2 separate regions of the Homo sapiens genome follow, and region 2 is linked to region 1. A link is an interaction called in ENCODE POLR2A ChIA-PET data of the cell type or tissue named here. Cell type or tissue: OCI-LY7. All regions are shown on one strand. Links, peaks and the distances in the headings refer to the core of each region. The heading gives the core; the rest is flanking DNA.

Evidence for each region. ChIA-PET counts read pairs that join two places held together with the same protein. Peaks named below come from ENCODE experiments on the same cell type or tissue, not always from the same donor. Only the 100,000 strongest peaks of a DNase experiment are listed, where the experiment ranks them.
Region 2: POLR2A ChIA-PET joins it to region 1 with 5 read pairs; 3 of 35 experiments call an interaction of 5 or more read pairs at or near these places.

Annotation. Positions count from the first base shown.
Region 1 is chr9:121,810,409-121,814,788 of GRCh38, reverse strand. It overlaps LOC107987125 (a long non-coding RNA gene), which reads right to left and starts at 2,153. Exons shown (of 2, transcript XR_007061756.1): 1 at 2,064-2,153; 2 at 1,607-1,735. RefSeq lists an enhancer at 2,972-3,491. In OCI-LY7, for the core only: no CTCF peak of the experiment used is centred there; no DNase peak of the experiment used is centred there.
Region 2 is chr9:121,745,997-121,750,376 of GRCh38, reverse strand. The region is part of intron 3 of DAB2IP (DAB2 interacting protein); the gene reads right to left. Among named protein-coding and RNA genes, the nearest start is that of DAB2IP, 97 kb to the right of the region's middle. RefSeq lists an enhancer at 1,342-1,865. In OCI-LY7, for the core only: no CTCF peak of the experiment used is centred there; a DNase peak (open chromatin) is centred at 2,166.

The DNA.
Region 1 (4,380 bases), core at 85-4,084:
TGCCACTCTGCTGGAGAACCCCGGGTTTGCCTGCCCGAGGCCCTGCAGCCTGGAGGGGAGGCAGCTAGGGCAGCATGAGAGCTTAGGGCTGGCTTGGGCCAGGTATGTCTTTGGGGGATCGAGTGGGGACTGTGGAGGCCACAAGGGCCCTTTCACGCTGCTGCCCGCCCCCCAGGATCCCCTCAGGGCTCAGACCCCACCTCTGTCTTTAACCCAGGCAACTGCGGCTTTCCCATTCTGACGTGACGGGCTTTACAATAAGGTTGTATCCGCAGCTGCTGACGCCTGCCTTTCAATATTACGCATGAGGCAAGGGAAGCCCAGAGAGGGGAGGGGTCTTGCCCCAAATACCCAGCAAGTTAGGACATGAATTAAGGCCTCTTCAGTGAAGGAACCTGTTTTGCCCTGTGTGATCAGAGGGATGGGGCAGAAGCCAACACCACCCTCAGCCCATCACCTCGCCAAATACCTACAGAAGGGAACCCAAGAGAGCCTCTGGCCCAGGGGTTTTCAAGCTAGATCCCATGAAACCTTAGAGCAGCTCAGCTAGCTGTTTTATATATTGGGGCTGCATGTAAGGAAAAAGCTTCAAATGCCATCATCACTTCCAATTTTTTACTTGTGGGGTAAATCCAGGCTTTCACAAAGCTGGGGGCCCAGGAGAAGTAACTCATCCAAGGTCACCTGAGTCCAGCTGGGACCCCCAGCCCTGCCCTGGAGTGTATGTCATACTGGCACCGGTGCTCAGGTGCTGGGCTGGCTCACACTGGGGCCCAGGGAGGAGCTGTGAACCCCCTCCGGAGATTGGCTTGGTGTCTTAATCCATTTGTGCTGCTATAACGAAGTACTGTAGACTGGGCAGTGGATAAACAACAGAAATTTTATTTCTCCCAGTTCTGGAGCCTGTGAGTCCAAGATCACAATCCCTGCACGGTTGGGTCCTGGTGAGGGTTCTCTTCCAGGCTTGCAGACCGGTTGTATCCTTACACAGTAGGAAGAGAGTGACAGCTCTCTAGGGTCTCTTTTCCCAGGGCACTATTCCTATTCACAAGGGCTCCGCCCTCACGACCTAATCACTTCCCAAAAGCCCCACCTCCCTAAATGGGGCTAGGATTTCATCAGATGAATTTGGGAGGGACACAGACATCTAGTCCATCGCCTGGCTTCTCTCGCCCCTGGTAGAACGGTTGTTGGAAGCCTCCGAGGCCTGCCCTGGGCTCACCTGTCACTGGGCGCTAATCATCAGATACCCAGGGTGGATGACGGGATCCACTGAAGAATTTCCACCGTCACAGCTCCTCACCCACCACTTAAATAAACCTGCTTTGAGCTATTTCCAGAGCCAGCGGCGGGGGGTTGGGGGGTGGGTGGCATCAGTGGGTCACTGGATCCATCACCAGCTATCCTGGGAGGAGACTGACCCGCAGAGATTGACAGGTCAGAAGTCTGAGAGCATGTCCCAGAGAGGCCAGCTACAAGCAGCCATTTATTTGAAGCCATTTGTTTTAGCTTTAAAAGTCCTGTAAATACTGCATTCTGCTCTATATGACATCCGCATATTAGCCAGGCTAGGTTAGGCTACCCTGAAAAGATAAACCCACAGGGCTCCGTGGCTTAACACAGCGGAAGTTTATTTCTTGAGAATTCAAAGGTTCACGTGGGTCTGCTGGCTCTTAGGATGCCTCTTCGCAGACAGGCTCTGGTCTTTCTCCTCAACCACGCCTCCCAGTTGCTTCTGGCAAGATGAGGGGACAGGAGGGGTCCTCAGGGGATGTTGTTCAGGGAGGGGCTGACTCCACCGCCTCCCACAAGCCCTTGGCCAGAACGCAGTCCCATGACCCCGACAGAAGTGCTGGGACAATGGGACGTGCCCCCTTCCTGGGCACCCAAACAGACAAAAATAAAATGGGATTTGGCGGACACATAGTATTGTTTTTGCCACAATTCCTATTTGTTTCAATAAAAGAACGTTTTTCTCTCCTTCAATCTTCACATAAAATGGCTGCGCCAAGGAAATGACTGTGGTTCTCTCCCAGCCGCCACAGTGCCCCCGCCCCCATCACCTTCTCTCCGTTGAGTTGGAGCAGATGGAGGTCACGTGGATCTCCTGACTCCAGAGCCACAGGGGAGCTAGGGGGTATCTTGTGCCATCCCACCAAGAAAGCCAATCCTAGGCTGTGTGGCCTGGGTGCCGCTCAGCTCCAAACTCCACGGGCAGTTTCCCCATCACCTGGAAAACTGAGTCCAAAGCCAACTGACATTTTCCCTTGAGGGGGTAGGGGCTGAAGGTCCCAGAAAGAGTGCCGACCCTTCCCAGGCCGGAGCAGAGCACTGAGACCACGCTCCGGGGGCCATGTGGCCTAGAGAGGGGGCTCTGGCCAAGTCCTCTCCAGCTACCCTGCGTTCATGAGCCGGGCTCCCCTGCTGCTTGCTGAGGAGGGCAGGCCTTGTGCAAAGCCAAGGATTCACAGGCAGTGAACCCTGTGACATCGGGCTGCTCCTGTAGCTGCTGGAAGTTGTGTCACAATTAACATAGACAATGGGGGTAGGGAAATGTAAAGCACCTTCTCAATTCATGGCTAGGGTCTCTCACACACAAGGCCAAGACTCATGCAGGGCACATTATGGCGTTAGTTCATTTAATCTGAGAAACAGGCTCGAGTGGTTACTCCTATTATCACCTTGCTTTACAGTAGAGGAAGCTGAGGTTCAAAGCTGAGGTGCAGTGGCATGCCCAAGGTGGCGCAGGTTGTCCGTGCCCAGGCGGGTTTTGGATTTTGGCCTCACAGAGCCCGCTCTCCAAACAGCTGTGCTGTGCCACGGTGTTGAAGGCCCCCTTGCAGCAGCAGGCTGCTCTGCAGAGGGAATGGGCGCCGGCCACATGTGGAAGTGGAGGCTCTGGGGGAGATCTTGAATAGCAACCTGTCTGCAAAGCTTTGAACTCAAAGTCCTGGAGGAAACGCCCCAACTCAGTGAGGTTCACACAGCAGGCAGGCCTCAGGGTCGCCCAAGAGGATCCAGCCTTTGTGAGCTGTTGCGCTTGGCAGCAAGGTGACAGCAGAAGGGACATAGAGAGCAACACTGAGATCACTGAGATGGCCTCCATCTCTGGGGTAAATGGGCCAGGCAATGAGCGAGGGGAGGCTTGTGGGGAAAAAGGTGACCGTGTGCTGAGGACCAGCTTCGTCCCAGGCGCCAGCGTCACCGCAGCCATCATGGAGAGGCAGGTGGCATTGCCCCCCTTATACAGCTGAGGAAACAGGTTTGGAGAAGTTAGGCGCCTTGCCCGAGGCCACAGAAGGCCACCCTGCCCAGGCCACATGGCCACCGTAGAAGCTCTGAGGCCAGGGCAGGTGCAGAGCCCCACAGAATGGAGAAGGAAGCAGCTGGCCACATGACTGCAGGTCAGAAAGTCCCTTGGCTGCAACCACCTGGGGCCACCGACTTGCAAGCAAATGACATCCAGAGGGGCCGCCCCAAAGCCTGGACTCCCGACCCCATGGTTGGAAGAGAGGCTGCCCGGGCAGCGCCAGGCTTCAGCTTGGTCCAGAAAGGCCACTCTTGTTAGCTCTTTCTCTGCACTCACAGGCTGCATGCGACCTGGTGCCTGACAGGTGGGGAGGGGACAAAAGACTTATTAAGAGAGGGGCCTTCAGTGCAGGGGCAAAGAGCTCTCTGCTTCAGGGCCAGCCAGAAAATGTTCACTCCCATTCCGTATTCTTTTTATCTTTTAAAAATTGAGACGGGGTCTCACCATATTGCCCAGGCTGTTCTCGAACTCCTGGGCTCAAGCAATCCTCCTGCCCTGGCCTCCCAAGGTACTGAGATTACAGGCGTAAGCCACCGCGCCTGGCCAGGGTCTCCATTTTATAATGATGTCATGGCATGCCATTATACGATGTACTCTAGTTATGTATAATATTGTAGTTAATTGGTCCCCAGTTAAGTAACATTTAGATTGTTTCTAGTTTTCTGTTATTACAAAAAAAGTGTTGCAAGGACTCTTCCTGGTACATGCATTTATGTGCATGTACAATGTGTACTAGAACTGGAATCAATGGGTCAAAGGGTGCATGTATTTAAAGTTGCAATCAATATTGCTGTTATATTGCACTCCAAATAAGTTGCACCACCTTTTGGCCCCACCAGATGTGTGAGAGGGCCAGTGCTCTGTGATTCTCGCCCTCCCCAGCACAGCGTATTGTGAAAATGCCAACTTTTACCTGTTGATAAATAAAAAAACATGGCAGCATCTCATCACAGATTGAATTTTCTTTTCTTTTTTTTTTTTTTTTTTTCGAGATGGAGTCTCTCTCTGTCACCCAGGCTGGAGTGCAATGGCGCGATCTCGGCTCACTGCAACCTCTGCCTCCTGAGTTC
Region 2 (4,380 bases), core at 136-4,135, 64 kb after region 1:
AAGGCAGGCAGTGCAGTGGGCCCTGGGATTAAACACACACACACACGCGCGCGCGCACACAAGTGAATGCTACAGAAATGCACCTGCAGCTGCGAGCGGGCAGGAGGACAGAGGGCCTAGTGTCAAGGGTGCCTGGCTGCAGAGCAAACCGAGTCTCTATTCCTTATGAAATATACAACCTTGGATACTTTAAGTCATTCGACTCTCTAGGACTCAGTTTCCCCATCCGTAGTGAGGATAACGACACACCTTCCTCATGGGTTGCTCTAAGGATCAAATGAGACCATGCAGGCGGGAGGCTCAGGAGGGCAGGGGTGTCAGTGACTCCCATCCATTGCTCATAACTGTTCATGCCTCTTTGGTCTGTTCCATTCGCCCACCTCATTGCCAGCCACGATGTCAGGAGCTGGAGACACAGCTATGAACAACACTGGTGAACGATGCACACGCTGCTATCAAGGCTGACATTTCTGGGATAGGTCACACTTTTGACAATTTGGAGTGACAAGATATGGACTTCCCAGGCTGTTTCCTGTTCCTGTCCCGTGACGACTCAAACGCTTTACGTTCTCCATGCCTCAGTTTTCCCCATCTGCAAAATGGGGATCAATCATATCTGCCCAAATGCTCTGGGATGCCTCAAATTTCTTTAAAAAGCCCTTCATTTCCTGAGGCGAAATGAAAGGAGAAGAAGGTGTGCCTAGCAGTGGGCAGTAGACCCCCGTGAGGAGGCCCCTTTAGCCCCTCTGCCTGGGACTCCCAAGCACAGCCATCTCCAGCCCCAGTCTCCAGCCCACCAGCCTGTGTGGTCCCAAGCCACTGTCCACTACCCCAACCAGGTCTGGAAGGAAGAGAAATCCTGGACAAGGTTTGTCTCCACAGAGTTGGTGCCCACCCAAAGGCTGGCAGGACCTGATGGTTCTGCAGTCAGGACTTCAGCAGACTCTCTAGGCCTCATCAGGTCAGAACATGCCAATCATGCTTCTGCCTGTCATAGCCAGGCAGGTCCAGAGGCTGTGCTAGAAGCGTCTGCCCACACTGGAAAAAAAGAGAGTCTGGACATGGTCACAATGAATGCACTGACCTGCTGGGAATCAAACGGCAGGACATAAACAGGGCAGCGCCCTGCCTAGTATGTCCAGCAGAGCTCTCTCCCCAAGCCCAGCCTTGCCCCGCTGGCCTGGGAACCGGCTGCTCAGAAGGCCAGTGCTCACTCCTGGCCCAGCTGGGATCCCAGGGGAGAGGAGAGGAATGCAGCCGCCTGGTGGCTCCCAGGGCCCTGGGGAGACAGAGCCTGTCCTAAAAAGGCAGAAAGGTTGGCTGCCCTGCCTGGGAAGTCTTCCAGGGATGACAGGGCCCAGAGGCGTGGTCCCTCTCAACCCAGGGTTCCCTCAGGCCAAGGTAAGGGGTAGGTCCTAGCAGTCACCAAGACCCAGTTGTGACGCCCCCATACACACAGAACGCCCTGGGCTGTGAGACAGGGAGACACGTGGCCTTCTGCCCTCACCCCTGGGAGCCTGTGCTTCCCCCCACATCACAGGGCTGAGCTGGCAGAGGAGGGTCCACACCCTGCAACCAAAACAGGAGGATGGGACAGCTCATGCTTGCTGTGAGGCCTGGTGTCCCGTGGTGCCCAATATAGGCTGACTAAATGAATGACACTGTGGCAGCCTGGACCTAACAGCCACTTACTAAGCACCTACCATGTGCCAGTTGCAGGTGTTCTCACCAAAGTACAAACATCATCTCATGGCCTTCTCCCAACAACTCTGCACAAAAGGCAGCACTGCCCCAGAAGAAAGGGAGAGTGGGTATTCAAGCTCAGGTCCCACAAGCCCTGGCTCATGGGGCAATACATGAGCCAGTTAATCCAAAAGGCTCAATGGAAGCTTTAGGACGTTCTCTAAAGAGGAAACTGAGGCTTAGAGACAGGGAGTGGCTTGGCTAGGTCACATGGTCCAGAAGTGAAAGCTGGGGTTCTAACGGCCTGGTCACCCTCTGTGGGACACTCTTGGCACCTACCTCACAGTGAGTCAGGCCTGGAGGCCAGGCATCCAATCAGCCCAGCACCCCAGCAACGGCCCGTTCCTCTCCCTGAAGGAGTCTTTGGTCTCTATCCCAGCTGTATCTAAGGTCTATCACAGACCCTGAACGAGTTTCCTCCCCCTTCTAGGTGCCATTTCCTCACACGCTGAGCTACTTCAGAGAAAGCCACAAAAACCCTACGTCAACTCCCTAGAACATAAGGGACCATAAACTATCATAACTGCTACCAACACCACTACCATCACCTGTAATAATGTAATAGCAACATCTCACTGCTGCCTGGGGTGACTTGGGCCAAAGCTCCGGAGAGACCAGGGATTCGAGAGGGCGCTGGTACTGGCTCCTGAATGAGAGGCAGCCTTCAACATCCTCTCCCCGTATAAACTGTGCAAGCCTAATGGAGTTTTCAAAAAACATTCAGGAACACATTTACCTTTCCACATCTTATTTCTTTCTTTCTTTTTTTTTTTTTTGCGGGGGAGGAGGGGTGCAGAGAGAGAGAGAAGAAACAAAAAACTTTCCATCTAATCCCCCAAGTCATCCTGCAGCCTGAATAATTTCGGGTTTTTAATCAATAGCTGTCAGACTTGTCAAATTACTTTGGGGACCGCAAAGCAGTTTTTAAACATTCATAAACCTCAGCAGAACAGCGAAGTGCCCTGAATTTTAAAAGAAGAGCATCTAGGCCGGGCGCGGTGGCTCACGCCTGTAATCCCAGCACTTTGGGAGGCCGAGGCAGGTGGATCATGAGGTCAGGAGATCGAGACCATCCTGGCTAACACGGTGAAACCCCATCTCTACCAAAAATACAAAAAATTAGCTGGGCGTGATGGCGGGCGCCTGTAGTCCCAGCTACTCGGGAGGCTGAGGCAGGAGAATGGTGTGAACCTGAGAGGTGGAGCTTGCAGTGAGCCAAGATAGTGCCACTGCACTCCAGCCTGGGCGACAGAGCGAGACTCTGTCTCAGGGGAAAAAAAAAAAAAAAAAGCATCTAAGGAACACTCATTGACGAGGGTGAGTGGTGGGCAAATCAGAAGTGAGCTGTGGGCTAGCTGCCCCTGCCCCTCTTGCTTCTGAGCAGGGACAACCCTGCAGCCCTCCCTGGCCTGTAGGAAAAACTATCAGGCTTAGCCTGGCTGCTCAGAAAGTTTAGGGAGAGTGACAGTCCCCCTACCCCCAGCCCCAGGAAAAGAGCCCAACCTCCCTGCACAGCACCTGGGGCTCCAACCCCAGCCACAACTGCAGCAACTCTGAAGCTCCCAAGCTCTAGAGCCCACCACAAACATGCTAGCCCACTGCCCTCCCCCATCTCTCCACTCAGCACCACTCCTGAGAATGTTTCAAGGCCCTGACCCATGCGTTCCCTCTCCTTGAGCTCAGTCTGTGCCTGGCTCCTCCTCACATGTGAACACACCCATGCATCATGGCCTGAGTGGGACTGGTTTCTAACTGGTCCCTGCACCCCACCCGGGACCATAAATACCTCCAACAGCCACCTCAGGGCCCTGGGGATGCGAGACCCAAGTGGGAAATGATAATGAAACAAAAGAATAAATTAGCTGAAAAGCGAGTATTTCCATTCTCCAGGAAGTGCTTCCCCTCTGGCTTATCTAATTCCTCCCAGCTCTCCACATCCAGGAAGCCCTCCTTAGCTCATGCTGGGCCCCCCCTAGAATGCGGGGGCAGAGGCAGCATCTTCTTCCATCTCATCTCCTCCACCCAAGACCTGGGCGCCATGCCACGTTACTTCCTGGGACCAGGTGGGCCATTCATGTTGGGGTGATCTAGGGATGGCCTCCTTCCCTCATCCTTGAGGGCCAGGTTTCCTGCCTCAACCAAGGACCAGCCATTTGTCCGCAGAGCCCCAGCTCCTGGCACTATGCTGGTTGAAGGTGGTAAGCAGGCATGGTTCCTTAAAAACACACACACAAAACTCTGTGACTTTGGTCAAATTAATTAACCTGTGTGCCTCAGTTTTCTCATCTGGAAAACAGGGACACCACCACCTTTGGCTGTAGGGCTCAACTGACCTGCAGCGAGCTCTCCATACACAGCCTCAGTAACCAGCCCTGGCTGCCCCCATTACCATCCAGGCTGGGCTGAGACTGCCTTCCCGGGGCATTCTGTCCCTTCCCGCACGCCCTTCCTGCCAGCACTTCTCTGGATGCTCCTGGCTTCTTCCTGGGCCCAGGACATTTCCAAGATCTGTCTCTCACTCTGCCCAGCAGATCCTTCCTGACTCTCCCCCCACAGCTGAGCTCTCAAAAAGCCCCTCTGCCAACTGACCCCAGACCACCTCACCTGCTCTACCCCCTTACCTCAAGAGCAGGCTCC